2 separate regions of the Mus musculus genome follow, and region 1 is linked to region 2. A link is a loop called in an ENCODE intact Hi-C map of the cell type or tissue named here. Cell type or tissue: heart. All regions are shown on one strand. Links, peaks and the distances in the headings refer to the core of each region. The heading gives the core; the rest is flanking DNA. Region 1 overlaps Cemip (cell migration inducing protein, hyaluronan binding). Region 2 overlaps Cemip (cell migration inducing protein, hyaluronan binding).

Region 1 (15,278 bases), core at 2,404-10,403, 66 kb after region 2:
CCTCACTAGTTAGGGAAAGCTGATTGTCCAGCAAGCTCCAGGGAACACTGGTCTCTGCTTCTCTGGTGCTGGGATTTTAAGCACCCACTGCCACACTGGCTTTTTATGTGGGTGCTTGAACTCAGATCCTCATGTTTGTGTGGTGAGAACTGTATTGACTAAGCTAACTCCCTAGGCCCTGCTTAAATATTTTTTAAAAAGTATATCAGCCGGGCGTGGTGGTGCACACCTTTAATCCCAGCACTCAGGAGGCAGAGGCAGGCGGATCTCTGAGTTCGAGGCCAGCCTGGTCTACAGAGTGAGTTCCAGGACAGCCAGGGCTACACAGAGAAACCCTGTCTCGAAAAACCAAAAAAAAAAAAAAAGTATTTCATTAATCTGTGAGGTTATTGTCCCTTCCACTTTAGGGCACAGTTGCCTGAGTGCCCAGATGCTGCAAACCAAGTTCTTTAATGGAAGACATCAGCTCAAGTATTGACATACAGTGAGGGCCTAGCCAGCACTGGACAGTCACCAGAAGGTTTGCCAGCTCTTCACTGAATGAACAAATGAGTTATCCACTTAGTCACTCTGTAACTCTGGACTCTGTTCTGTGCTTTCCATAAAACAGGTGAGTATATTTTTTGATGTTGAAACTGGATCCATTTAAGTGAAAGTACTACTTCTTCTCCTTTGGTTTTCTGTCTGCCATCTAAGCCTTACTTTCATCTGAGGAAAATAATGTCAAGTTGGGTTTGACCCCCACACATCATGAAGCAAGAGAGGAAGTCTTGACTGGTAGATACAGTTGTCAAGTTTAAGGTCAGCCTGCCTGTAGCTCATTTGGGGGTGACCTGGGCTAGTAGCCCAGAGAAGGGTCTTGGACTCTTTCAGCACCTCCAGTATTCTCCAGAGCGACCATTGTATGCTATAAAAGTTAACAGAGTATCTCAATGTCCCCTCATTTAATTACCCTGATATTAGAAGCCTGACACACCCCTAAGACTCACTTGCCCAGGTAGCAAGTATCTTTTTTCTTTCAGGTATGGCTGAGCTACTCCGTGGTGCCTGCACACAGCCTGTTCCCAGCTCTAGCTGCAAATGCCCTGGGACTTCGCACTGTGTCTTCCATCTGAGCTTCATGGAACTCTAGCTTCACCCCTGCCAACTCAGTTTCAGCTTCTGGCCCTGCTGCTGCTGCTCCATGCCCAGTGCTGGGGACATCCCTGGGTGGGGTGGGGTGAGGTCATGGCTGCCTCCTATCTCACAACGAAAGTGGTTTGTATCTCACTTGGATAGAAATGGAACTTGAGCTGAGTTTACATCCCACTAAGGCATTGAAGAGCTCAAAGAATGTTTTTCTCAGCACACGGAGGTCTAAATAGCATGTACTGTATGGGTAGCTGTGCCCTCTATCCTAAGGCCCCTCCCCACTGTCCCTCCAGCTCCAGCATTTTGTCTTCATGGCACATGACAGACACCTTTTCCCACTGTGACATGCATCTCTCAGGAGCCTCTTGTCCTTCCCTACATAGGAGCATAGTCTTCTCTGCCCATCAGATGGGTTTAGAAAAATGATCTTTATCTGGAAAGAACATTGAAGCTGTACTACCCAGCCCAGGTTCCTTGGCCTCCTTACAAGTGTGCTGATTCCAGTAGGAATTTGCAGACAGGAGCCTGTCAATTGGATTCAAAGGCAAGTTGCCCTAGACCTCAACTGTAGTTTCCTAAGCCTTTATCTGCTGAAGGCTTTTGTTCCTGGCAGACTGGGCTAACTCATTGTGGCCAGGACACACCAGACCATGAGCATCTGGCTGGATCCCAGAACATGGAGAGTTCCTGTGGGACAGAATCAGAGTCGCTGGCCTCATGTCTTCCCTGGCTCAGAAAGTGACGGCAATGGGAAACACTTCATCAGCCGTAGTTTTAAGTGAAAATCCTAGCATCAGCAATTGACTGGGTGTTCCTTCTGGCTTGAGAGTTCCCCGTGCATGCTCACTTGTTTCTGAGGCTCAAGAAAGATTTCTGCCAAGTGCCCCATCTCCATCAGGTGTCCCATCAGGCTGGAGATCCATGCTGCTCCTCTCTAGGGTATGTGTGGGGTAAGTGGAGGGGGGCTCATAGTTCCACAAAGAGATTAGGATGTACATGAAAGTGAGCATGCCAAGGCTGAGCAGATCAGTGTAGGATGCAGGTACAGCTTATAAAGTACCTTCAATGTAAAGTTAACAGCTTGTTCCTGAAAGCATGCAAGCCACTGGCAGATGGGAAGATGAGAGCAGCTGGAAGTTGGCTAGTGTGTGCTTTATGAGACATAGTGGCAGGACGGGGAGGGAGTACTGCTGGGACAGGAATGAAAGCATTCTGGGAACTTCAGGATCATATATATATATATATATATATATATATATATATATATATACACACACACACACACACACACACACACACACACACACACTCATACACAATGATGCCTATTGGGCAGGTCATCACTGGATTTGTCAGGAAACACTCTGCCCTGCATCATGTGAAGACTTACAGTCTATCTGGGGTTGGGTGGAGAAGGCAGAAAAGCCAAACAAGCAGATGTGAGTATCTGCTGGTATTGGGAGCTGGCAGGGTGGGGTGGGGAGAGCAGAAGAAAGGGGTGGTAAGGAAAGAGCTGTCTGACAAGGTGACATGTTGGCAGACCTAAGAGAGAGAGAGAGAGAGAGAGAGAGAGAGAGAGAGATTAGAGCTGAAAGTGTCCGGGCGTACACAGGTGGAGCAGAGTGTCTGAGGGGAGCTACAAGTGGGGCTGAGCTGATAGCAAAAGGAGCACTACCATGGACCGAGGAGGTGGGTAGTGAGCCCCTAGGAGCTCTACCAGGAAAGGACAAGGGGCAGGGAAGGAAATAAGGATTCAAACTGGGCATGTCAGAGAAACGATATCTTTGTCGGATGCAGAGACCCACTTGGCTAGTGTGCAATCCATTCTCTGATCTAGGAAGGCATTTCCCTTGTTGGCTGCTGCTTTCCTTCTATGCCTTTGCCATTGTGCTGGGCCATGCTCCACCTATGGCTCCCATGCTGACCATAACTGCTATTTCTCCTGCTAGAAAAATGCCTCCAAAAACATGGTAAGTATATCACAAGATCTGAGTGAGCCCTGCTAAAAACTGAATCTAGATGCTGGAGAGAGCAGGAATGTGGTAGGTCCAGGGAAGTGGTTTTTTCAGCCCACACAGTACAGGTGGGAAGGGAAATTTTGTCAGAGAGACAGCTGGAGAAAGTCAGCTGTGTCTAAAGGCTCTGTGCACAGTCCTGTCCTGGCATTCAAGCTACTTTTCTATGGTAAAGTATAGAGTAGGTCTTACTTACTTACTTACTTATTTACTTAATAACTAAGTTAGTTTTGTTCGAGATAGTCTTACTCTATACCCCAGGCTAGCCTAGAACTCACTCTCATCTTAAGTTGGCCCCAAACTCCAGTTAATCCTCCTGCCTCAGTTTCCCAAATGCTGAGCTTATGCATGATCCACCATGCCTGGGAAGAGTATCATTCGAAAGCTGCCCCTAACTAAAGGAAGGAGAATGGCAACAGAGTGAGGTAAGCACACCTTGGGCTCAGAAGGCAGGCAGAGAGGAAGGTAGATAAGCTGAGGGGTCTGGGGAGATGAGGTGTAGTGGGTGTTTGATTGTTTAACAATAAAGAATGTGTATGAGTGTATGTGTGTGGTGGGAGCGGTCACAGTGTAGACCTGACAAGCTTACAGTCTCTTTCTCACGTCTCAGAGATCTGGTTCCTGGGCACGGCCCAGCCTCAGGCTTTTGTGGCCCTGCCAGACCCTTGGATGATTGGCATAGGCGGAGCTCTCTCAGAGGCACAGTGAAAAGGAAGAGTGTTTTCTTTTCTACCAAAATAAAGGAAAAGCATTTCCCCTTAGCTACCGAATATGCCAGGGGGCTTTACACCAGACAAGTCTCCAGGTCTCTGTACACACTAACTGGTGTCCTGCAATTCAGTTCAGTCCCGGCACTGTCGTGAGCTGTGTGCAATACAGCCGTCACAGGGTTGACGCCTATTAAACACAGAAAGGGCTCGTGATAGAATTTGGATACCTATACTGTGAACTGGGCATCCTTCACATTACAGAGTAGCTAATCACAGCAGGCTCACCACATGCAGTTCCAGCATTCGGCAGCCTGAATTAGGATTACTACAAGTTTAAGGCCAACGGGGGCTAAATAGCCTGTCTCCAAAAACATAAACAAACCAATCAACCAACAAGCAAATCAATTAGAATGCTGCCCGGAGGAGGTTGGCTAGCAGACAGACACACATACACACTCAGGGGATGGACGAGTATGCGAGGATGGCCTGAGGATTTTATCAGACGAGGGTCCAGGCACCGTTTGGAATGACGACGATTAATGTGAAGCCTCAGAGGCTGATGGAAGGACATGCTGTGTTTAGTGTGAAGGAGGTAATGGATCTGGGCAGGAAGGAGCATGATCAAGAGGAAGCAGAAAAACAGCACCACCATGCCACAGGCTTTCTGCGCTCCCAGAGTATGCTGGGGGCTTGGCTTGCCTGTCTCTTGATTCTTCTTATGGGTTTGAGCGGGGCTAAGCCAGCCACATGCGCTCCTGAGGGAAAAAGTGAGTGGATCTATTGGCTAGGCTTATTCAGAGATTGCCAAATGACCCAATAAAGAGAGGGGGCATTGGCTGGAGTTATTGGGGATATAGGTTCTCATCCTGCAGTGGCTGACAAGTGCCAGCCTCTACACCATGAAAGTGAAGTGTGCACAGGGGAGCAGAGAGCCTAGGGGTGAAAAAGAACAAGCCTTGAACATCTAGATCCAACTATTCTTGAAACTAATAGCATCCTTGGGGTTTTCAATTACACGTGGCAATGAAGTTTCTATTTTATTTAAGCCAATCTGAGTTGTGTTTCTGACATTCACTATGGAAACGGTCCCAACTAGTAAGGAGCCAGAAGGGAAAGCAAGATGAAAGTTCTTCCAGGTCTCTTTGATCTCATAAAACAGGGACCAAAGACTTCCTTTTCCACACTGCAGCAGCATGCCTGTCCCCAAGAAATGTGGGCCACCCCAGAAAGAAAGAAAACAGTGTTGTCACCACAGTAGGTAGGACCTGACCTGTGGACCTGCAAGTCTGAAGCCAGCCTAGATAAGTTAGAGACCTTGTCCCAAATGAAATTGAATTTTAAAAGGTTGGGGCTATTGCTCAGTGGTAGAGCATTTACCCAGCATGCAAGGAAGGCCCTAGGTTTAACTGTCAACACCATAGGAGAAAGGGGAAGAAGAAAAGAAAAGAAAAGAAAAGAAAAGAAAAGAAAAGAAAAGAAAAGAAAAGAAAAGAAAAGAAAGGAAAGGAAAAGAAAAGGGAAGGGAAGGGGAGGAAGGGGAGGGGAGGGGAGGGGAGGGGAGGGGAGAGAAGGGGAGAGAAGGGGAGAGAAGGGGAAAGAAGGGGAGAGAAGGGAAGGGAAGGGAAGGGAAGGGAAGGGAAGGGAAGGGAAGGGAAGGGAAGGGAAGGGAAGGGAAGGGAAGGGAAGGGAAGGGAAGGAGAGGAGACATTTTTCACACCATCTATTTAACCTCCTACTCCCAACTCTCACCTCTTTACAACCTCCACAGCCCTGCCAGGGACAATCATGGCATTTTACATCAGATCTTCTGATGGCTGCTCTCCACTCTCCTCACACACACACTCCAGCTATATTGGCCTGTTGGATATTTCTTTGGAGATGCCAAGACAGTGCTCCCCTGAGATCTTTTCCTGTGCTTTCCCCACTATCTAATATCCTTCTCCCTCCCCACACCCCCAGCCTGGGGGCTCAGTGCACACTCCTGTTCTTGGAGAGCTTTTGTGGATACCCCCTTCCCACTCTGCCCTCAGTACCTCTCAGTCTCTTTATTGCTTTCTTCAGTCGACACAGTTTATGGTCATGGATTTGATTAGGATGTGTGAACTCATGCAGGGAGGAACCATAGCCAGCTTTAATGCTACTCAGAATGTGGTTCTGTAACCAGTAGCCTCCACATTACTTGCAAGCTTCTGAGTAATGAGAGGTCCTGGCCCAGGCCACTGATTGACAATTTCTAGCAGTGGCTGTGCACACTGAAGTGTGCAAACTTCAATTTGCTGGACCCAGAGACACCTTTCTACCTCTTCTTGAGCCACAGGAAGAGTCTTGGCTGCTGTCATGTTACCTCTCTGCTCCCTGCCTTTCCCCCCAACATCATGTCTGCTACCAGGGTCACCACACATATGACAAAAGGCTAGTCAGAGCAGTCCCTCAGGAGGGTGATGAGAGAGGGATCCCCTGAGAGTTCTGAGGCAGACAATCACCCACAAAGGAGCTCTTCCAGTTGGGATATAACCAGAAGCTCCAGCTGGCCCGTGTTGGGTTGGGCAGGCAGGCTGGAAGGTCATGAGGCAGACCTAGCCTAGCAGGCCTGGCAGCAGTTCAGAGAGTCAGCCTCCCTCCAGGCTGCTGTTCTCATGCTCTCACAAACCCAGGAAGGGCTGAGACAGGGAATGTTTGCACAGCAGATAGACCTTCTCCACACCCTCCTCCCCTGGCCACAGTAGGTGCCAAGGGGCATGCCTGCTTTGGGTCCAGGCTGGACCCACAGTCCTTCTTTGATCTGAGAGACTTGTCTTTACTGGGTTATTTATTTGTAATAACTACTGTGGTTTCCTACTACTCCAAATACACCAACAGGAAGCCAGCAGGCAAGAGCTCTACTGTAGAACCAGTTGATTCTCTCAGAGCCTGGCTTACTGTGTTACCTGCGTCCCATCTCTCAGGTGTGACCTGAAGCCCTGGGCTATGCAACAAACGCCCACATTCTCAGGAAGAAAATGAGTTTTGGCAAGGCATGGCTGGAAATCGCATGGGCCTCAGCCTTATCTTCATTGGGGAAACATGTACTTTAATACTTTAGCACTTGCTTAAGATCATGAGCTGTGACTGGAAAATGCAAAACACAGATCCCTGCCTGTAGAAGCTCCTTCCAAGTCCCAGGATCCTTGATTGGCCACCAGGAGACACCAGGGCTCCACATAATTGCTTTCTTTATCAATACAAAATTCCACCGTGAGAATGCTCAAATACACAGGCAACTTTAAAGCACTTTACAGTGAACCTTACTGATCCACAACTCCCTGCTACCAGCAACACCATGCTCTGTTTGATCTTTCATGTAACTAACTACTCATTTATCCATGTTTCTATCCATTCAAAAATCAACCTTAGCTCTTTGATGCATTTCCAAGTAGAGTGAAGAAATTACTGCCTTTCTCATGTGTTTGATATACACATTTTACACTAGAGTTCAAAATTCATCCATGTGAATGAGGCACACAAAGCTGAAGAATGTGTGTATTGAGTTTGGGCAAATAGATTGTGCCTACTTAACCAAAGCCCCACAGAGACACTGAACAAGGCAGCTGTTCCAGTAAGCTCCTGCAGGCCCTTGCTCAGTCTAGTCTATTCACAGAGGGCAATCATTCTCCAGCTGAGAGTATCAGAGAACAGCATCTGGCCCATTGTGCAAGACTGCTCACACCCAGTGCACTTTAGAGATGTATCTTGGTTGCTGCATGTGTCATCAGGAGTTCATGCTAAGTCATAGCCAGTTATGCACATATATACTACATATGTCACATGGTGGCTTTGGTACTGCTGTTCTAGACAATTCCCATAAAGTAATACTGGAGACTAAAGAAGAGTGTAGCTTTGCTCTGAAAACTGAAATAGACAGTCAAGATGCTGTGAAAGTAGGCATTCTTGGTTCATATCCACTCCACAACTAACTGGGCCACATTGGGCAGATCCTGGTATAGTAGGCAGCCTGTCCGTGGGAGATACAGGCCACATTTCCGGGTGGATGCCAGGGATCACAGACAGCTCCAAAGTGTGTGTACATGGTACACTAAAGGGAGCTTTGGGGTCATTTGGACACAAGCACTTGAATGCAATGACAACAGAGTGATAACTGACATGGCTCCTAAGAGGCTAAAAGATAGCAAACACAGTGTGGATGCACTGACTTAAGAAATGTTCTGGGCAGGAAAGAAGGGGATGGATGCCCTGAGATATCATCACTTGACTCATGGTGTGTTGTTCAATTTTAAACGTATGAATTATGTATTTCCTAAATTTTCTCCTTGACAGTTTTGGACCGTGTCTTTCTATGGAAAACCGAAGTCACAGAAAATAAGACCACATACATGGGGAGGGGTGAGATTGGTGTCTGTGCCTCTCTGTTCTCCAGGTTCCTCAGATGAGAGGTCCTGGGAGGCGAAAAAGCATCCTCACTTGGCTGGGAGGCATCCAGCAGAGCACATGGCAAGACTTTAATTACCTGAGGAGGAGGAACTTCACCTGTTAATAGGTGAGAGCTTGCATCCAGTGAGTGCCACACAGTATCTCTGTGAGTCTGGGAAATTTCCATGGGCTCCTTTTAAGCTGCAGTATTCAAACTATTTTATGATATTATCTTTCAGGTTTATTTTTTTCTCCCGTGTTCCCCTATGTTCACCACCACCTTCCTTCATGTTTCCTGGCTGAGAATCCACTTGAGCACAAAAATAGGTTAGTGTATTCTGCTTACTGGATGGTTTGGGAGACTTTCAGATAATAGCTAAGTGTGGTGGTTCTCACCTAGATTCTCAGCATTTAGGAGGCAGAGGCGGGAGAATTGTAAATTTTAGGTCAGCCCAGGCTACATAGAGAGATCCTGAATCAAAAGACAAGAGTTGGGGAGGAGTCAGCTTAGGAAAATACCTGTACACACATACGCACATGCACACGCGCACACAGGCATGCAATTGCACTCAAGTGTGCCCAAGCACACATCAGCTGTACTCTCTGAATGTTCAGAGCAATGACTGGTGTTCGTAATTACTGAAAACAAGATGCTCTGGGAGAGATATGGCCTCTAAAATTAGAACACTGACTATAGTAGAGGCCACCCTCAGGTTCCTTGCCTGTGAGAAGGTACCAAGAGTGAAATGTAAGGAGAACATCTACCAAGTGCTTCAAGCAGCCCCTAGGCCCTCAAGCTCCAGCCCATGATGGGTTCCTAGCCAGAAATGGTGGCCAAGCAGCAAGCATAGCTCCTGCCTCCAGCTCCATGATGCTGGCCTGAGTTTAATCCAAGTTAACTGCATTGCCCAAGATCTTCCAGAAGCGCCTTCTGGAAAAAGCTACTCCTCACTGAGAGAGGGGATGGGTGTCCTGGCAGAGAGAAGAGGGGACTGTCACTTAGGGCTGTCCTTACTAGTTTACCCACAGCCGGCAGAAGTCCAGAGGATGGGTGACCAGACTCACCTGACTCTAGCCTTTTCCTGACTCTGTTTGCCACAGCAATTAAGTCTCTGAAGCTGTATTTAGAATCCTCTCCTTCAGTAACTTTGAAATATACATGCCATCAGAAATCACCTACTAATGCCCAAAGTACTCCTCCTACCTGACTGGAGCTTTGTGCCTGGTCCTTAGATTCTCCTTACCTCATCTAGGGTGATAGCTCTGCCAATTACTCTGATATAATCATTCCACCATGTGTGAGTGCATCAAAATATAACCTTGTAGTCTAGAGGCATAATTCAGTGGGTAGACTGCTTGCCTAACACACATGAAGCACTAGGTTCAATCCCTAGCACTGTATAAAGCAACAGAGTGGCATATGCAATCGACCACAACCCTTGGGAAGTGGAGCTAGGAGATTAGAAGTTCAAGGTTTCCCTTGGCTACATAACAAGTTTGAGACCAGATTGAGCTCCACAAGACACTGTCTCAGAACAAGATGAAAAAGAAACACCACTTTGTAGCACACTTGCCAATATATAGGAGGCATAAAACATGAGAGTGGGGGGGCCCCACAGAGCCCTTGACTTACTCAAGGAATAAAATGCAACCTCAATTCTGGTCAGCACATGTTTTGCATATTATATTGAACAAAAAGAAATTGTTCACATTCAACTGTTACAAAAACGTGGGGCCCATAAAATTCAACCTGTTCATTTAGCTGCTCAGTGCATACAGACACCATTGTGTCTGAGCCCGAGGGGTGAGGTGGGGACACAAGATTAGAGGGACAGAGCTGCCTTTAGAGTGTGTGTTGACCTTTTTTTTAAAAAAATCTAATCTCCCTGTTTGCATTTCTTTCCTAGGGTACCCCACCTTTTACTCTGAGATCTATGCCTTGAAACCGAGCCAGTCACATTCTTAGGGGACGGGGCACCAGAGGCTTCACCATGAGCAAAGTCTGCACTCTGTTCAGATCATCAGAAGTGAGAGATTGTAGGGTTGCCTCCTGTAGCCAGGTTTACCCTGGAGACTGGGAGACTCTCCCATTAGTAAAATTATTAGACCAGGATTTTTAGCAACTGAACACGAGTGGTCATTTTTATCCTGACCCCCAATCCCATTTTATGTTGACTTTTGATTCCAGGATAAGCACTTGCCTTCTGCTATCTCTAGCATGTATGCTGGCTGAAGGCAGCCAACATTGATTCCTGTACTGGCAACCAGAAGAGCCCAACTCCCTCACCCGATAAGGACAGTCTGACTTCTGCATGGACTTCTGTACTGTTCCACAGCCACTCCTGTGTGCATTGGACTCATTGTCTTTCATGCTTAACATGTCGTAAAAACAGAGGAAGTGATTCTCTGACTCATTCTGTATCCCAGGGAAGGACCCCAGGGTCACCTGGATGACCTGGGAGGATTCATGATGATGAGGCAGAGGGTGTGGACCACAGGGCGATGCCCACAGCTACTCAGATATCTATAAGGGTGTGCTGGAATCCACATCAGAACCAAGATGGGAGCAAAATCAAATAAACTGAGAAAGTTAAAGGCAGTCTTCCTCCTCCTTTGGGGTTAAAAATGAGGTAAGCCCCACCTTGTTTGTCTGGTCTCCAGGGTCCTGACATAGGATGAAGGGAGGAGAGACTGAAGGGAGGAGAGACAGCCCTTCCGAAGGTGTTGACATAAAAGAACTTAACTTAGATTAGGGACAAAGGTTGGGTTTTTTGTTTTCTTGTTTTTGGTTTTTTTTTTTTTTTGGTTTTGTAAAACAAAACCAAAAAAACAAAAACAAAAACGAAAAAAACAAAACAACAACAACAACAAAAAAAACCACATCTCAATTTAAAGGAAGACAGTGCAGAGGAAATGCCAGGCTGGCTCAGGAAGTTTCCTGTGTTATATCAATAGAGACTGTGCTTCATAGGGGATAAAAAAATATTCTCCCAGTGGCCACTTATCACTCTTTCTTCTCCAAGAAACAAAGGAAAGAAATTAAAAGTAGAGATTATTTCAAAGTAGTTTTCTGGTAAGGGGGCCTTCACTGTACTGGCCATTGAGAGCGATTTATCTACACCTCAGAAGTTAAGTGGTTTACACAAGCTCAGCATGAATCCTAGAGTCCAAATTATTAGTTGTTCAAGTCTTGCATTTTCTCCAGCTCAGAGAGGCAGAGGGTGTGGACCACAGGGCGATGCCCACAGCTATTCAGACATCTATAAGGGTGTGCTGGAATCCGCATCAGAACAGAGAGGGAGCAAAGTCAAATAAAAGGAATTAAGAATTCCACTAGCTCACAGTTACAAATTCTCAGGTGTCTCTCCCACTCTGCACCTTCCTCATCCCATACGACCTTTGTACCACCTTTGACCTCTCACCTTCTTTTCATTTCTCTAACTCAGGCTCTGTATTCTGAATCTGCAGTGGCCTCCACAGATACCTCCTGCCATCTCGTGACTATGTCACCTGCACTGCCCTCCCCTCACCGAGCATTCTCGACAGTGAGTCTGATGGCTTTTCATCCTTCTAAAATGTCAGTACCACAGGAGGGATTCATGTGGCTCCCAAATGATTCCCAGCCTCATCCCTCAAAACCTGTCATCCTCTGCTCCCTAGAGTGGACTCACCTAGACCTACCTATACAGATGTCCCATCAGCTACCAAGGCCTTCTGTGCACATGGTCTGTGCCTGAGTTGTCAGAATTGCCAAGGGGGGCCTGAAGTCATTGCTTCCTTGGAAGAAGGCACAAGAACTGAAAGCTTCCCTCTGCACTCCCATCCTATATAGCATTTGCCTTTTGTTTCTGTTATTATGGGATATTATTGCATAAGATGTCCATGCTGCTAAGTGGGCTACTAAAGGGCTAAAGGTCTTATTTTCTCTCTCTCTCTCCTCCCATCTCTCTGTCTCTCTCTGTCTCTCTCTGTCTCTCTCTGTCTCTCTCTGTCTCTCTCTGTCTCTCTCTCTGTCTGTCTCTCTGTCTCTGTCTGTCTGTCTCTCTGTCTCTGTCTCTGTCTCTGTCTCTCTCTCTCATGTGAGATCTGGCCCAGAACACACACTCACCAAATACTTGTTGGATGAAGAACAGAATTACTGCTCCTCAGATCAGTGGACCAAGGTCTCACCCAGGGAGTGATGAAGACAGCAGCCATTGGCCCATCCTGCCTCACTTTTCCTCTCTCTTGCCTCTAGTCCTGCAGTGGAGAGACTGGTGGAGGATCCAAGACTATCTGTCACCTTCCTCTCCCAGACCCCTAACCTTTCAGGAATTTGTACCACCTTGGGTGGCTCAGCTGATTGGCTGGCCCCAAGTGACCACTGAATGAAGATGCTGTTAACAGTCTCCAAACATAGCATCAAGCCTGATTAAAGATCACTGCCCCCAACCTAGCTCCTGCCATGAATACTCTGCATTACCTACCCTTACTCTAGCCAGACTGGTCCATATAGGCCAGCATTCCAACCACCTATATTGCCACCTGATTCACTCCAGTACACAATCCTTATATCCAACTCTTACTCCAAAGCCCCAATTCTGGCTCCTCCCAGATACTGTGGCTCAGAGAGGGTGTTCTTCATGTGGTTGTCACATTTGTGCAATCATTCCTCAGCATGAAGTAAGCAGAATTGGTCTCCCTTGAGGGTTTTTGTCTCTGTCTTGACTCAATGTTTCCCCTGCCTGGCATCTCTTCCTACCTATTCATATATTTTTTTCCTTTGAAATATATATACAGGTATAGCATTTTTTGAGACAGGGTTTCTCTGTGTAGCTCTGGCTATCCTGGATTGTGCTCTGGAGAGTACCCCAGAGATCTGCATGTCTCTGCCTCTTGAGTGCTAGGATTCAATGTGTACACCACCACCCAGCTACTTTGGCATAGTTTAACTGAGCTCCATGTTTGTGGATTTACTGATAAACACCAAGAGACAACTCCTTTCCTTGTGCCCCTTCTTTCTCCCACTGTCTCTAGGAGTATGACTCTTATTTTTTTAACATTTATTTATTTATTTATTTATTTATTTATTTATTTTAATTAATTTTATTTATTTATATTACATATTTTCCTCAATTACATTTCCAATGCTATCCCAAAAGTCCCCCATACCCTCCCCCCCACTTCCCTACCCACCCATTCCCATTTTTTTTTTTTTGGCCCTGGCGTTCCCCTGTCTCTTAACCACACACAACTTTCACAGGAAGAGAAACCCCACATGTCTCTGATTCCTTTGTTCCTCACATCTGCTCCAGTTACCAGAAGCTGGGGAGTTACTGTCCTAGGAAGTTGTGATCACTGGCAGGATGAGTAACTGCCCATGTCATGGGCAGGGTTGATGAAAAGAGAGGTAGCAGGTCAATTAAGGCTTTGTGGCTGAAACAGAGGATGGAGCCCTTGCTGAGAGGAAGGCAGAGCAGGGAGTTTCTGGAAGTCTCTCCTCACTTGGAAACCATGGCACAGCATAGATGTTGATTAGGTAGGAGTTGGTGATGTTCAAGAAGGTGTGAGTTTTAGATGTAGTTTAGAGTCCTAGTTCAAGGCTACCCTGATCTATACTGAAAATTACAGATTAGCAGGGGCTGTACAATGAGACCATGTCTCAAACAGACACAGAAACAAACAAAAAAGAAGTCCCCAAAGTCATCTGTATGTGTCACTGATCAGGGGAACAGCCAACTTCCAAGACTGAAGCCTGAGAGTACAGACATAATTAACCTTGGCCTTGTCTTAGAGGCTGTACCCTGGTCTTGTTTCTGCTTTAACAGCATCAAGGTCAACTGCTTCTGGGGTGCAAACTCCCGCACCCCTCCTTCTTCACAGGAGTCCCTTCCTATCTAAGGGCAAGCCCACACCTTCAGGCCAGCGATGTTATCAGAGTGTTTGAAGTTGCTGTCTGGCACTTCATGTGGCAGGCAGTCCACCTGCCATACCTGGCTTCCAGCCAACCACACCACCTGCTCAGTTAGGGCCACCTTCTTGCCAGCCACAGCTGCTGAGTGGCTCTGCCCTGACATACTCCAGGCTATTAGGGTTTCTGGGTTCACCCTCCCTAGGCTGATCCTCACTGGAAGAAAACGCCCCTAAAAGATACGTCCTTAACAAGGGAGTTATGTTCATCTTTACCTCCCCAGAGAAAAGCCAGGCCTTGTAAGGGTCCAGATCGAGAGAAAGGGCTCCAATAACAGGCTTGGTCCAGGTCTCAAGCCTATGAATAAGCTGCTCCAGGTACCTGACCTGCAACTACAGCTTGTGTAGCAAAATGAACAACTCAGAGGCCATCCACCCAGCATGAAATTTCAAGCTGGGTTCAAATTCAGGCTTCTTTCATCTGCTGCTGGCAGAAATGGAAAATAGTGCAACTACCTCAGAACACAGGTTTTTCCTCGGTGGGTTATACCACAAGCCCCTGAATGTCTGTCTACTCCCACATGTAAACGCAAGAGAAATCAAAATCTTTGCCCATGAGAAAAAAATTTTACATGGGTAAAATTTTACACACAGCATTCATCATTCACAACAGCCAAGAACAGAAGCAGCACAAATGTCTATCAACTGATGAATGGATAAATAAATATGGTCTTTCCACAGACTAGACTATTAGTCAGCCAGATAAAGGGACAATGGAGTGATACATTTTGAACAAGGATGAGCCCTGAAGACATGCTCAGTGAGAGACCAGAAGATCACATGTTCTCTGATTCTGATGCATTTATCAGAAATGTCCACAACTGACAAAGTGACAGACACAGAAGTCAGCTAAGTGGTTGTCAAGCACTGGGGAGAGGTGAATGGAAAGCAACAATAGCCAATGACTGCTAAGTTGGGGGACACAAAATGTCCTAAAAGAAGATTACAGGGCTGCCAGTTAATAGACCCTTTACAAAAACTACTTAATCACACACTTCACATGAAGGCATTATAGATGCAAATTACATTTCAGTAAAGCTATCAGGAAGAAAAAAAATCTAGTCAT
Region 2 (15,278 bases), core at 3,554-11,553:
TGTCGGTTGGCATATCATCTCACTTAATTGTCAACCTGCCCACAGTGTACTATTCTCACACTGATTCCCAGATGGGAACTGGGAATTCCCAGTTATCTCAGAGAACTGACCACACCACTGGGAATAACAGAGCTGGGAGTTTTCCCGTCCCATCATGGATCCTAACTCTACTTTTGTTCAAGCCATAACTTATTCCAATAATAACTGCTGCGAAGGAACCTGGCCCGTGTTCCAGGAAGGCAGATTATGTAGCTGCCACAGTACTAACTTGGCATTTATTATTTTTCTTTCATCTCAAAGCAATGCTCTCAAGCCAAGTCCTGTCTGCAAAACCTAAAGATAAGGTCCTGATTGTCTCTACACTCTTCATCGGGAGAGCCAATTTTCAATGAACCCACTTGGCTTTGGGCCAGGGTGCCAGAGCCTACTCTACCCACTCTGACCACAGTAAGGGCTCACACTGGATTCTTAATAGGTTGTTCATTAGCTATAGGGAGGCAAGAGGATGCACTCTCTTGTGAGCCGGAATGAAGGAGATGGCAGGTCTTGTTTACCAGTTGGTACTTGAGTTGGAAGGGCAGGTGAGAAGTGGCTACTGTGACTTTTTTGTACCATTGCTGTCCCAAGGAACTGAGAAAAGAAGGCAGATGAAGAGAAGAGTCTGATTCCAGAGACTTGGTGTACACAGGCACTCATGTGTGTGAGAGAATGTGAGGGAATAACCCTCACACGAGGTGGACTTGAGCTGCTTCAAGGCACTCTAAAGCAAGACCCTTTGTTCTGCTGGGAGTGGTAGCACACACCTTTAATCTCAGTACCTGGAAGACAAAGTCTGGTGGATCTCTGTGAGTTCGAGGACAGCCTGGTCTATGTAGTAAGCTTTAGGTCAACCAGTGCTGTATAGTGATAGCCTGTCAAAAACACAAAAGCCAAACACACAAACAAAAACTACTCCTGTTCTTGGCATTAAGTGATGGAAACTGTCAGGTATAGCAGTCCCCAGCTCAAGGTCAAGGACAGAGCCAGTGCCATCCATATGCTCTGCATGGTGGGGGAGGCTGCAGAGGTGACACCTTCTTTGAGGGTTGCCCATGGGCACATCACACTGATGTTCACTTCCTTATAAGAATCAATGCTAAGGACCCAGAGGCAGAAGTTGGCAGTCTCTTACTGGTCTTAACAGTGTTAAGATTTCTTTGTTGCCAGATCAGAGCAAGGGGAGTCTGAGAGATCATCCATCCCATACTCCCACACAGATCATAGCTCTGGCCTTGACCTACAACCCATGGATGCTCCAGTGAGCTGAACTGAATGCCAAGGCCCTGGGATAGGAAGAAACTAGGGCTCCTAGTTTCCTTCTATTATACAATATTTCATTACTTGGTTATACTCCCTCGGGTAATAACTGATAAACCCAGTTGTGAAGAATACAGCTAAAGCCAAGCCAGGGCTCATTTACCACCTTGGAACTCCCTCTCCCAGCCAGCCTATATTCACTTTACCCCTACTTATGGCAAGCTGATTATTCTTTTAAAATAGAGCAGCTACTTTGTTTTCTCCTCATAAAGAAAGAAAGGAAGAAAGAAAGGAAGGAAGGAAGGAATAAAGAAAGAAAAAGAAAGAAAGAAAGAAAGAAAGAAAGAAAGAAAGAAAGAAAGAAAGAAAGAGAAAAATGCCCATTAAATAACCTTTCACTTTACTCGCTAGAAGGCTTCTGTGGCCAGCTTCATGTTTCTGTGGCCATCTTTATCCTTCTGGGGCATACTGGACTTCCTCAACAATTAGTCTGGGTTGTGTGTGTGTGTGTGTGTGTGTGTGTGTGTGTACAGAGACATATGTGTAAGCATGATTGTGAAAACCACAGGTCAACTCTTGGTGTCATTCTCAGGAGCTGTCCATACTAAATTTTAAGAAAGGAACTTTTATTTTTACCTGGACTTTGCAGATTAAACTAGGTTGGCTAGTGATACAGGAATCTACCTGCACTCCCCCCTCTAGTTCTGGGGGGAACTATATTTTTTTTTTCCGTACATTCTAGAGGACTGAACTCAGGTCCTCGTGTTTGCATATCAGGTGCTTGACTGACTGAACCATCTCCTGGCCACAGATTTACTTAGGAGAAATGATCACTAGTTCCCTAGTGTCTTCATGCAGACACTTTGCTTCTACTGTGTCTCCGTTGACCAGGACCCAGGTGGCAGAAGTGGGAGGGTTGGGGGTATAGCTAGCCCTAGGCTCAGATCCTGCTGGGGTAGGTTTGTGCTATGACCACAGAGCAATTTACTCTTTTTCTTCCAGGGTCTTCTTTTCACATCTTCAAATTAGAATATTGTTTGTTCCATTTGGGTTGGGGGCAGTGGATTTACACAACATGGTTGTTTATTTGTTTTTGTTTCTTGCCTTAACTTTTTTTTCCAAAAAATTCCCTATGATTCACTTGCAGATTTAATAGAGAATTTATTTTCCTCTCAACGTCTTGATGTCTTTAAGTGGTTGAGAGCATGGTTAGTGTTAGGGTTAAAGTGCTTAAGGAAGCATTCTGTGTTCATTAGCATAAACTGCACTGCACTTCTTAGGGTTATAGGGAAACCCAAGATACATAATGAAGGAGTCTCATTCCTCCAGACCACAGGAGCACCCTTACCCAGAATCCTCATCCCAGTAGTAGTGGCTCCTGCCAGGATAGCTCTGCTCAACTTTGTCCATCTGCAGAGTCCTCACAAAGGTCCCAGTCTTGGACGTTTGCTTTAGCAGGCGATTGTGAACATCTGAAAGGATGGAAAAGGTGGTGCCTCTTGGGTAGCAGAGCCCCACTCGGATCCAGTCACCCCTAAAAAGGAAAGTGAGGTTAGTTCTAGGCAAGGGCCCTTGAGCACACCACAGGAATAGTGGCCAAAGAATTCTTAAATGAGAAGTTTTGAAACAATAGTAACTATGTTGCAAAGTGTTCAGGGAGAAAAGGAGGATAGTGACCACCAGTGGCCGAGGACAGTCATTAGGATGGGTCACCTGTGAGCATTCAAGGGATGACCTAGAGGTGCTCTGGGTGGGTGTTGGCTGGGAAAATGGTACTCTTTGACTAAAGACCATAAGCAACTGAGGGCTAGGGTTGGCCCTAAAAGAGGACAATTGAATGGCTCTTCATCTTGTTCTCTCCACCTGTCTGTCTCAGGAGTACAGGGATGAAAACACAGTGCATGCAGGAAATGCTTCAATGTGAATACCCACAGTTGACCTGATGTGCTTAACCCAACTGCTTCCTCTTGGCTGTGGTTAATATTGGTGGACTTGACAGGCCCTTGGACCATCTAGAAAAGGACATAATCCCCTGGTCTGGGCTTTGTGCAATTATCTAGATTCGGTTAGCCTCTCAGCATGCCTGTGAGAAATTTTCTTGATTAGCTTAACTGAGTGGGGTGAAACCCACCCTACATGTCAATGACATCATTCCATTAGCTGGGGTCCTGGAGCAAATAAAACGAAGCAGTCACCTCCCTCTTATTCCTGACTGGGGATACAATGTGAGTAGCTGCCTCAAGCTCCTGACCATGAGATGTCCTCACCATGACAGACCTCAAACCCTGAGCCAAAATAAATCCTTCCTTCCTTCCTTAAGCCATTCTGTTAGGATATCTTACCACAGTAACAAAAATGTAATTAAGATGCCCTCAGAGAGCTTTGCTCCCTTCTCTATAAATAACATCAGCAATGCCCTGCATTCCCCCCCCCCCACCCCATCTACTGAGCACATGGTAATACCAGGAGCTGGGCGATCCTATCATGAGCTCACTACACATTCTTTGTTCACTTGGCAAGTGGTAGTCGCCCCAAGCCTCCAAGAGGTTAGCTATTCAGCACAAAGGTAGGCCCACTATGCAGCCTCAGCCTGTGCCCTTAGATTCTTAACTCGAGGTAATGAGAACCTATCTGTGTACCTCTGACGGGCTAAAGGGGCCAGGGTGAGGTCCTGTGAGCAGTAACCCCAAGATTTTACAGTGAGGTGTTCTCACTGCCCCTGCCTGAGCTCAGCGGGCACCACTGTCCTGGTTCACACTATCCTGCTTGCTCTCACGTACTTGTTGAAGTTGATGAGCCAGATGGCAAGCTCGGCGGGGGCTGTCTGGTCCCAGTGGATAGTATAGCCCTTCTGCAGGGTGATGACAGGCTGATACTGCTGGTAGTGGGTGCTCCTGGTGAGGGCCCCCTCCAGGTAGAGCGGGTGGCTGGGGAAGTCATTCTTAATGATCTTCATGCGCAGATTGCTGCTCTTGTAGGCCTGGATGTACATCTTTGAAAACCCAAAAAGGAAACGTACAAGGAGGCTGTTAGAAGGGATTGTTCTAGAGGGTCTGGCTAACATCTGAACTCAAAGGGCACTCTCAGAGGTACCGTCTCTTTGCAGAGCCGGGATGAAAGGAAGACCAAATAAGGGGATGTCTCTTTGTGCTGGCGGACACAGCCCAAGTAGCACTGTGCAGCTTAGCTGACATGTTCTATGATTTCTAAAAAATGACCTCTGCTGAAGGCGTGACCACTGGAACTGCTAGGAGTTGGCTGCTAGTCACGTGGTGAACTGTGGAAAATGGAAGCAGTGTGGAAGGACAAAAACAGGGGAGAGAGGACTCTGTCTTTTCTTCCTCCTTCTCTCCCTCCTTTCCTTTCTTCCTTCCTTTCCTTCTTTCCTCCTTTATTTTTTCCTTCATTACCCCTCCCTCTCTTCCTTCTTTTTCTTTCCCATACTGGGCACTAAATATAGGGCATTAAACACTGTACACACTAGGCAAGCACTCTAGCACTAAGCTGTACCCTAGGCCTTCTTTTATTCTTTGTGTCAACGAGGGTCTCATTAAGTTGCCTGCCCAAGCTGGTCTTAAAACCCACTCTGTAGCTCTAGCAAGCCATGAATCTGCAATTCTCCTGCCTCCACTTTCCTAGCAGTTGAGATGTCAGGGCCTGTAGCACTTGGGAGGGGTGTATTCAAACTCTACTGCAGATACAACTAGGCCTTTGCTCTGAGAGTGTGTTTGTGAGTGTTGTCCTATTCACTCTCTGCCTCAGCCCATGGACCAGGTGGATAATGCTAGAAGTGTGGCTGCTCCCTGATGGTTTTGGTCACCCTTCAGTGATGCAGGCATGATTCCCACCCACAAGCTCTCCTCCCCTCCTCTTCTGTAGTCCATCATTCCCACTGGTATCTTCGCCCTTGCCCTGTCCACACATGTGGCAGAAGCCTGGCTCTGGATCATCGTCCTTTGCCATTGCTTCTAGAGCTCTCAGTTGGGGCTGAGAAAATCCCCTAGCCTAGGAGAGAGGCATTGTTTCAGTCTCCTTTTCAACACTGCTCGGCAGGCCGTCTGCATGCCTCTTGTCAACAGTTCCCATGTTCTGCAGCGGCTCCTCCAGCCATCATCGCTCTCTGCAGGCCCACTCCTGGATTCTCAGCCCATGACCTCACTCTCCAGTTCAGAAAGAAACTGCCTCAACTTCCTGTCCTTGCTCTCCTTTTGTTAAAGCCAGCCCTTCTCCCAACCTGCACTCTGTTCCCACCTGGCTTCTGGAGCCCTGTCCTCTCAGCATGGCACTGACTTTCTCTCTACCTCTATTCCTTCACCAAATCTCCATTTAGCTATTCTCTTAAAGTTCCACTTTCTGACGTCTGCTATGGTGATGAGGATGCCCACCATGGTCTTGAAGACACCTTCACTCACATACGTCCTTTTCTGGCACACCTGGCATTGTGCTTTTTTCTTAATCAGACAGTTTTCTCTGGCCTCTTTCAATTCATTAATTCATTCACGCCTTCACCACTCATTCATCTAAGTAAAGGCAGTAATGGTCACAGGGTCATGGCATTATTTCAGGTTGTTACATTCCAGACATTGTATAGCACTGTTTTGTGTGTTAGCCATGGGTCACAAGTACACAATGACTCCTGGACATGAAGACAATATGGCCTAGGAACCAGTTTAAAAATGCCGTTTTAATGAATTTAAATCACAAAGTGCAATAAATTTCAAAACAAAAGCAGTGAAAAAAAAGTCTTCTTATTAAAACAGAACTTGATTATTTTAGTAGGCCCCTGTGTTACTTTGAGGAGAACTAACATTTCCAAAGGAATGGGCTAGTGGGATACAGCGATGGCTCAGTAGTTAAGAGCACTTGCTCCTCCTACAGAGGACCTGGGTTCAGTTCCCAGCACCTACATAGTGGTTTACAACCATCCATAACTCCAGTTCCAGGGGAACTGACACCTTCTTCCAATCTCTGTGGGCACCTACATGCAAGAAGTGCATATACACATATGCAGGCAAAACACTCATACACATAAAATAAATATTAAGAAAGAAGTGGACTAGAAATATAAAATATATATGAAAGCTTGAAGTCTGAACAGAAAGAAATTGATTGATAACTTTTATATTAACTACATGTTGAAAGGATAATATTTTGAATATGTGTAAAATACTATTGAATTAATTTCTCTCTCTCTTTTAACCTTTTAACATGACTACTAGGAAAGCTATGGCTAGCATTATATTTCTTTTCCTAAAAAAGGACAGGAGGAAGGATTTTATTTGTATTATCTAAAATCGTTCCTAAAATATCATCACAGAACTTTGGCTTTTAGCTTAAGTTTACACATGAGGATGCTGAGACTCCAGGGGTGACGCTGCAGACCAGCAGCTAGTAAGTGCTAGGACTGGACATGATAGACCCAGTACAGTGTGTTGACTGAAAATCCTGTGGATTGGGAGTGAAGGGCAGAAAAAGGAGGGAAGGAACAGCTTGCATCATTCTTGGCCCAACATAGAACTAACTGGACACACGGAAGGCTCTCTGAGTCCTTGTCACGTGAGTGAGAGAGTGAGATAGTGAGTGGTTTAGAGTGGCATCCCCACCTGTGCATAGCGCCCACTGCAGATGGCCCCTCTCCAGTCTGGGACATTGATGCAGTCTGGGTGTCGGACCAGCCAGTTGTCGTCCTTAGTGAGATAGGAGCCAGGGTACTCCGACACAGAGCCGTCCAGATCATGGAACACAGATGTCTTGTCCCCGTCCATGTCCAGCTGGTTGAACCAGGGCCCGGGCTCTCCGAAGAACACTCTGGAAGTAATCTGAACAGAGCCCAGGAAAATAAGCCTGAGGCAGGAGGTGAACGGAAACTGCAGCCGTCATCAGGCCAGGGCAAAGTTTCCAATTTCCGCTGACATTACGAAGCAGCCAGACAGAGGCTGCCCTTGGGCACTAGAGGAAACCGCATGGCTGACCATCTCATGGAGCCCAAAAAACAGTCAGAGTGTCACCATGCCTTAACCCCCAAAACTAGCACACAATTCTGGCTCTGCTCACTGGTTTGTCTGTCGTAGGTGGCCTTAGAGGCTGATCTGCTAGAGGAGGGGCTTAGGATTGGAAGAATTTGAGTGTTCTGTAGAATGGGCTGGTGAAGGGGGAGGTTGTGTGGGTGTTTGTATGAGAAAGTGTATAGGGGGTACCTGTGTGTGAATGTGTGGATGAGCTTTTATGTGTGGTGGGTTTAAGGAGGACAGGTTCACGGTGAAAGCCATTGGATATCTCTGTCACTGACCTCCTACAGGCTCTCGGGTCTGAGAGAAGAAATTCCATAACTTAAGTTTTGTATTGTCACAGTGGCCTTAATCTGTGAGTGAGCAGACAGGCAAAGGCAGTAGCAGGAAGGAGGAGGAAGAACTGAGGAGGAAGAGGGCAAGGAGGAGAGGAGTGGGAGGAGGGAAAGGTTTGGAAGACCACAGTGTTTCTCTCCACAGGCTATATATGTTGTCTGCTGTAGATAATGAGAAGTAGCAGTTCTCACAGGCATCCTTGGACTGCTCTCCTGACCCTCAGCTCCCCACGCTGTCCCCATGTGCAGCCAGGAAAGTCCTGTTTACATCAACTTTCAGGATGAAGTCAAACAATGTCTTCAGAAGACTTCCCTTGGGTACTGCTAGAATTTTGAGATGATCTGTGCCAACTCAGGTAGCCTGGTTCCATCATCCAGCTCATCATTCAGAACCCAGGAGTTCTTCCTGAGGTACAGATGGAAGGCCAGCGGGCACTCACCCAGACTTGACCTCTTGCTGTGATCTGAACTTGTACTCTTCCAGTCTGGGCAGAGAGCAAACTGGGACGTGGCCCAGCCTACTTGGAGGAAGCTATTCCACCCTTGTGGTGATGGCAACAGCTCAATCTCCAAGCCGTGGGGGACAAGTGAGTCATCACTTGAAGCCTGGCTGTGCCAGGAGCCTGTCCTGACACCACACTCACCGGGACATCCTCAAAGGCTATGTTGGTCACATTGTTGTGAGGGCAGCTTTGCCAGGCATTGTTTAGGCGGAAGGCCAAGGCACTGGTGTGCCTGCCCTCGAGGGCCGCGAACTTGCGGAAGGTGCAGTTCTGGATGTTGATGGGGCCATCGTAGAACTGAATTCCTCTAATGGGAAAATTCCTGTGGAGTTAAGGAAGACAGGTGTCAGCTGAGTGCCATGTTGTTTGCTTCTTTGGAGGTGAATGACAAGAAATTTTTCTGGGTGAAGTTATTCCTGATCCCCCACCTCCAGCAACTCCTTCCACTGAAAATCATTAAGTTAATTAATTCACTGGGAAGGCATTTATGGGCACAGTATCAATGATGGATAAATGTCTGTATAGATGGATGATGGATGGTAGGGATACATTGACTGGATAATGTTTGGTAGAGGAATAGATGGTGGATACATGAGTGCATGGATTGGGGTGGATGGATGGGTAGACGGATGCTGGCTGATAGGCAGATGGATGAATGGATGAATAGATGGGGAGTTTGTAGGTAGATGGATGGTAGATGAATAGATGGAGGGTGGCTGGATGAGTAGATGAATGGATGATAGACAGCTAGTTGGCTGAATGACTAGTAAGTTGGTAGATAAATAGATGTCTATCAAGTTGTTGGCTTAGGGATCTGTTTAGGCAGTTTCTCTACTCTTCCCATCAATGTGTCCAGTCACTAGGAAAATACTGTAAATACTTCTAGAGGCTGCCAGTATTTCGTCCCTTGAGGGAGGGGAGCACTGTTAGTCACTATCGTCCTAGTTTTAGTTGCTATAACAGTTTAATCAGATTAAGATCCAGATGCGTTTCCTCTGTAAACCTATCCACAGGCAATGTGCTGGGTTTAGGAAATAGGAACAGAAATACAAAGAATAAGCAATGATTGAAAAGAATTACAGTACAACTTTTAAAACATTGCCAGAGGCAAAGACAGCTTTTGCTAGAAAAGCAAGACCACAGATTGACACAGGGCCCCTGAGAAGGTCTGATACTGGCAAGTAACAGGAAGGAATTGGGAAGAGGTGGAAGCTGGGAGACATGGAGGGACCAGGGAGGAATCAGTGACAGAGCAGGGAGGAGGGGCTCAGTGGTACCTCCTCCACTTACTTGACACTCTTGAGCAGGGTATGTGAAAGGAAGGCCCATGGGGGACTGGTCAGATTGCTTGGTAGCCTTTCCCAGGGCTGGTTACAAATCTAAGCTGGTCATTTTCTATGCCTAACATGTCCTTTTATACCCACGTCTCTGCTTCTGGCTTGGTCCCTTCCCTTCTCTTCCTTGTGGAGCTTAGGGAAGCAAGGGAATGAAGATGAAAAAGAAAGTACATGAAGGCTCTGATCCCAAAGAGAGACTGTCCCCAGCTGTCCCTACTCTTCTATTCAGGCTCCCAGATAATGCATATGGCTCCCAAGAAGTCTCTACTCACCCCCAAATTCCCTGTGTTTCAATATTTTTATATTAGTAAGCAGTGGTACCATCACCTTGGATCTTGGTTCTCATAGGGCCCATCCATGCATTTTTCCAGTTAAAGTGTTCAGGTAGCACATTTTTGCTAGTTCTACATAAACCATATGTTTAAGATCCTAACCTTCCTCAATAAAAACTGCAAGGTCCTTCCTAGGTCTCTTCTCTCAGAAGCATTGCGAGAAACCTGTCTGAGCCTATCAGGAAGTCACCAGAATATCCTGTCCCTGGAGGGTAGTAACCTTCTAGAAAGAAATTCTAGAAATGAAGACTCAGAATCACTTATAAATAAAAGGGTCTTCCATATCTCTTAAAATGGAAGAAAGGGCTTCTTGATAAGTCAAGAAGACCAGGTGAAAGCCTCTGTATGCCTCCAGGTGCACTCAGGTGGAAAGTTTCAGTGTGTATGTTTCTGTCCTGATTATAGCAGCAAAAACTGTTCTTTTCATGAAAAGAAGACTAAACCAATTCTAGGGCCTCAGTGGAACAAGCCTAGCCTCTTGCATGCATGGCCACCTTGAGATGATCTGTCTCTGGTTTAAGAGTCCAATCTGTGTGAGACAAGGCTGCAGGTTTGATTACTTCTGCTCATCCTGATTGCCTCTTTGCTATAATCAGAATTGAAAGACTTCATGTGAGTTGCTAAGTGGACTCAGAATCCATTTTCTGGACACCATGTTTCCCTGAACATCTAATGGTTGTGTGCTCTTTGGAATCTAGTCTACAAGTGTGTTTTGACATCTTTCCTCATTCCAGATTTCATCCTCATTGTGTCTCAACTATTACTGCAGGTTGATAGAGAGCAGAAAAATTCAAAGTCAACAAATAGAAGTCACGCATTAACTTCTTTCTTTTCACAGATATCACTCAAGCCACACACATACTCACTCACTCACACAAAGGGCAGTTCCCATCATTGCAAACCTACTGGCCAATAGGGAGGGTCCTTCCACTGTGGTCCAAGCCACCTGGACCCCAGATCCTGTTGTCCATCATTTCTGTGCCCACATTGCCACTCTCGCCAACAAACAAGCTGTTCTTTATCTCCTGCTTGGAGCCATCATCATATGGGAAGGTTCCACCACTGCAGAGAAGAGATGTCGGGAATGAGATGTCCAAACATAAACTCCCACGAAAGACCAGTCACAATGGCAGTCACTCTTACCTGGCCAGGGTCAGACCAATGCCATTATCAGCAAACCTAGGGACAAGAGCAGACAGTCAGCCCATGCTCTCACTCCACAGTCAATGAGGTGGTGGAAGGAAGGACTCTTCTTTGTCAACAGAGTCTATGTGGACATCCTTGGGGTAGGAGTTTTGGTGAGGGAATTGTAATTTTCCACTTTACACAGCAAATGGCTATTCTGGTTCCTCCTCACAGATTTGGTATTCCTTGGAGTGGCAGGTAAAGAGCTAGAAGATGTACCCAGCTTGGCATGGGTACTCAGTGACTCAGCATGTGGGAACATGGAGCTTTAGCTACAGGAGGGCTAGGACTCACAGGCCTCTTTTGCCAGCCCACCTCTGGTTGAGCCCCCAGAGCCTGTGGGGTTGATCAGGAGAAATGGAAGGCAGTGGGTAGTGGGATGGGTGGGGGGCTGTGTTTTCCCACCCCAAGGCCAGCACTACTGAACGTAGGCTATGTGAGGACTACTCTTAGCCATAGTAAGAAACTGAAATAGCCTCATGAAGTAGCTGGACCTTGGGTCTGTGCTGCCTTCATCTCCTTTGTTCCTCGTCTCCCTTCCTGTCCAGTACACCCCAAGAGGTTCATCTCCTCTGGGCACCATTTTCATGCGCCATCGCTGCTTCTTGAATCTCCAGTGGCTTCACATCTCCTATAAGCCCAAGCCCAGGTTTTGCTCTGGCACCAAGTCCCAAGTCATCTTTGTTCCCTTCTGTTTCAGCCATGCTGGGCTGATCCTGATTTCCACAAGCTCTCCAGTTCCCAGCACACCTCAACGGAGCTTTCTTTCAGCACTCTGTGTTTCCTCCTCAAAGATCTATCTAGCCAAACCAATCAACCAAGTCTCATCTAGGGCACCAAGCTCTCCATCTCTCTTTTAATCCCTGTCCCCAGCTTTTCCTCATCTCTGGTATCACCTGGCGTTTTGCTATGGTCCCTTCACATTCCACTGTGACCCTAGGGACATTATAGACACTCACAACTTCCTTTTCCATCCATATGGGTGACTCAAACATTTGTCCTATCTTGTTTTTGGAAGATTTGAGACATTTATTCTGCATTCTTTGTGAGAATTTCCAACTCAGCACATCTTAAAACACAGCTACCCATCCCCACTTGCTCATTATGCTGAATTCTTGGGCTTATCCACACTTTCCTTATCTACGATTCTCTCCCACCAGAACTAAAGTGTGGTATTCCAGTTGGCTGTCTTCTTTCCCACCTTTAGGAGTAACCTTTTCCATACTTGCCTGCATCCAGGGATACTAGAGTCTCCCTAAGTCCCCAGCAGCCACACTGGATTAATACTCAAAGTTCTGGAAGATATCATTCTGTCAGCTCCAGACCATGTCAACTCTGTCTATGTGTAGGACCACAGCCCTGATGCCAGCCAGACTCTGGGATTCCTTAAACTGTCTAGTGGAGGATAAGAAGATGTAGCCCCTATTGGCAGGGTGCTTCATTATTTTCTTGCAGAAGGAGAACCATGTTTGGCATCAGACTTCTGGGGACTTTACATCATAAATCAATGTTTTTGGCTTGTTTTATTGGGTGTAGAATCTAATGGCCTTAAGCATCAAGCCTCTCTCTCTCTCTCTCTCCCTCTCTCTCTCTCTCTCTCCCTCTCTCTCTCTCTCTCTCTCTCTCTCTCTCTCTCTCCACTTACTAGCTATGCAACTTAAGACACTAACTGAGCTTCAATTTATCATCAGTGGAGTTAGGATTTTGTATTTTTATTTTTAAAATTTGCATTCTTGAGAAATATAGTGAGAATAAAAAAGAAAACCAAAACCAGAGTTTAGGCACTCAGTGAGTACACAGGACCATGACCCCCTTTTCCCTTCCTGCACTGACTACCCATGTAACCATGAATGAGAGTCCCCATAAGTAATCCATAGTGCCCAGCACTGTTGATGAATCTGACATGCTGCTGTGGGGTTTCTTCCTCCCCTGGTCACTGTCTGATATCATCCTATACTCCTGTCTTGCAGGGGGAACAGAAAGCTGAATGTCATTAAGTTTAGAACCCTCTCTGCCTTGCTTACTCTTCAGCCTAGAAGAGGAACATCAAGCCTCTTTGGTGGCAGCCACCTTCCTTTCCAGACTCACCGACAGCTGTCCAGCCACACATCCCCACCCCGCAGCCAGGCTCCATGATCCTGGTTCTTGTAGGCAGTAAAGTGTCGGATAATGGCTGGTTCCCGAGGTTTCAGTGGGTCTGCGTCCTGGTGAGGGCTGTACCTGGAGCATGGGAGAATACAGGGTGTATTCTTTCTGAGCTCTGTAAGCTGCTTTCCACTTACAAGTCCCAGATATCTCTGACTCAGCAGATATTCACTGGCTATGTCATGAACAACTCTGAGCTTCTAGAGACAGGAGGTAACATCTCTAGGACCCAGCTCCATGCAGGAGACAGATAAGCGGTCCCACTGTTGCTAATGATCTTGAAGTTTGACAACCCTGTTTTTGTTTCCTTTGAGATAGGTTCTCATTATGTAGCCTTGGGTGGCCTAGAACTCACTGTGCAGACCATGCTGACCTTGCAGAGATCTTCTTGCTTCTGCCTCTCAGGTGCAGAATTAAAGGAGTTAAATGCATGTACCACCCCATCCAGCCTTGACAATGACCTTTTAAAAGCAGTCTTTGGTCTTCAGCTAAGCTCTGGCTTGACTTGTCAACCTGGCTATCTATTTCCTTGCCATTAAAGTTGCAGTAGATGCTTTTTTTCTGATCACCTTTGTCTCCCTGCCCATCATGTCACAGCTCTGGCCATCCCCAATCCTCTGTTTTATGGTCTTGGCTCGGTGGAGGGGTCTGGAAATTGCTAGGAATTTCAGCTCTCCCTTCAGTTACTGGAGTCTGGACTCTAATTCAGACTTAGTTTAGACTTCTAGCACAGTTCCATATCTCAACAACTGGCTCAGTGCCAGCTAGTGAGCACTCATTAGGGGAAGAAATGCAGGACTGAAGCAGAAGAAAAGGAAGCAAGCCAAGAGGTCCCAAGGGACAATGTTTCCCAGGGGCTCTTACCTGGCAGAGATGATGGAGAGGAAGGGCCGTTTATCCTTGGCTGAGGCCTCAGTTGTCTTGACTCCGTTGTCTATGATCATGCCAGCCTGGAGACAAAGGACACATTAGCTACTACTACTGCCTACAGCCATCTTCTCACACCAACCTAGGCACATGCTTTTGAATATGTCCATATACCCAGCAGTTCTTAGACTATGTTCATGGATGTAGGGTCTACAGTGAGAGAAGGAGAAAGCCAGTGTCATTCTGCATTTCTCTGACTAGATCTGAGAGGAGCAGACCTGTGTGTGTGCATGTGGTTTGTGCATGTGTGTGTGTGTGGTGGAGTAGATAAATAAACCAGTTTTAAAAAAAGATTTATTTATTTTATGTATATGAGTATTCTATCTGCATGTGCACCTGCATGCCAGAGAGGGCATCAGATCACATTATATATAGTTTTGTGCTACCATGTGGTTTCTGGGAATTGAACATAGGACCCCTACAAGAACAGCCAGTTCTCTTAACCTCTGAGCCATCTCTTCAGCTTCCATAAACGGGGGTCTAAACTAGAGTGTCTATCTTGGGGCCATATAGCCAATTCCATATACAGAACTCACACCAGTTTATGGAGTTCCTATCCCAGATTCCCAAACAAGGTCTACCAGTGTGCACTCAGAAATGCATCACAGACTTTCAAATGAAATACGAACTTGTCTCTCTTTCCCATCATGTGAGAGTCATGACTTCCTACAGCCTGTTCCAGCTCCTGCTTGATTTGAGGAGAAAGGCTAATCTTTTTTAAAAGATTTCTTTGAGACAGGGCCTCATGTAACCCAAGCTGGCCTCAAACTTGCTATGTAGCCTTGGCGACTTTGAATTTTTCATTCTCTTGCTTCAGCCTCTCGAATGCTGAGATTACAGGTGTATGGGATCACATCTTGTCTATACACAAACCCAGGGTTTCATGTACATCCAACAAACACTCTTACCAACTGAGCTATGTCCCTAGCTCTGAGCCTGGTTTTCTTCTTTAGTGCCAAAGCTGTCTCCTTTTAGACAGAAGGTGGGTTGGGATAAAAGTGGAAGTCCTGGAGGCCACCATCCAGTCCCTTTCACTCTCAGATCCCCCGGCCTCTTAGGAGGCTCATACCAGCTGTGTCTCCAAGTTCCTATTTGTTCCCCAGTGGGCTTTAAGTTCACAACAGTGATGACGAGAGCTTACACTCTTGGCTCTGTTCTCACACAATGATGCTGGCGAGTCCCCTCACTTCTTTAGCTAGTCATATCATTA

The links. Hi-C counts contacts between places; a loop is a spot of excess contacts. Peaks named below come from ENCODE experiments on the same cell type or tissue, not always from the same donor. Only the 100,000 strongest peaks of a DNase experiment are listed, where the experiment ranks them.
Region 1: a loop joins it to region 2, with 2.1 times the contacts of the local background. A loop is called at or near these places in 2 of 42 quality-filtered maps.

Annotation. Positions count from the first base shown.
Region 1 is chr7:84,012,038-84,027,315 of GRCm38, forward strand. The region is part of intron 1 of Cemip (cell migration inducing protein, hyaluronan binding); the gene reads right to left. Gm30440 (a long non-coding RNA gene) reads left to right here. Exons shown (of 9, transcript XR_378308.2): 3 at 408-610; 4 at 1,023-3,101; 5 at 8,171-8,390; 6 at 8,503-8,590; 7 at 10,171-10,893; 8 at 11,710-11,808; 9 at 12,501-12,698. Among named protein-coding and RNA genes, the nearest start is that of Gm30440, 49 kb to the left of the region's middle. In heart, for the core only: no CTCF peak of the experiment used is centred there; a DNase peak (open chromatin) is centred at 6,454; H3K27me3 peaks cover 571 bases.
Region 2 is chr7:83,944,504-83,959,781 of GRCm38, forward strand. Cemip (cell migration inducing protein, hyaluronan binding) reads right to left here. Exons shown (of 29, transcript NM_030728.4): 17 at 14,006-14,091; 18 at 13,085-13,216; 19 at 10,955-10,990; 20 at 10,718-10,873; 21 at 8,284-8,464; 22 at 6,900-7,115; 23 at 4,077-4,288; 24 at 2,645-2,830. Among named protein-coding and RNA genes, the nearest start is that of Gm30440, 18 kb to the right of the region's middle. In heart, for the core only: no CTCF peak of the experiment used is centred there; DNase peaks (open chromatin) are centred at 6,988 and 8,268; H3K27ac peaks cover 2,076 bases; H3K27me3 peaks cover 285 bases.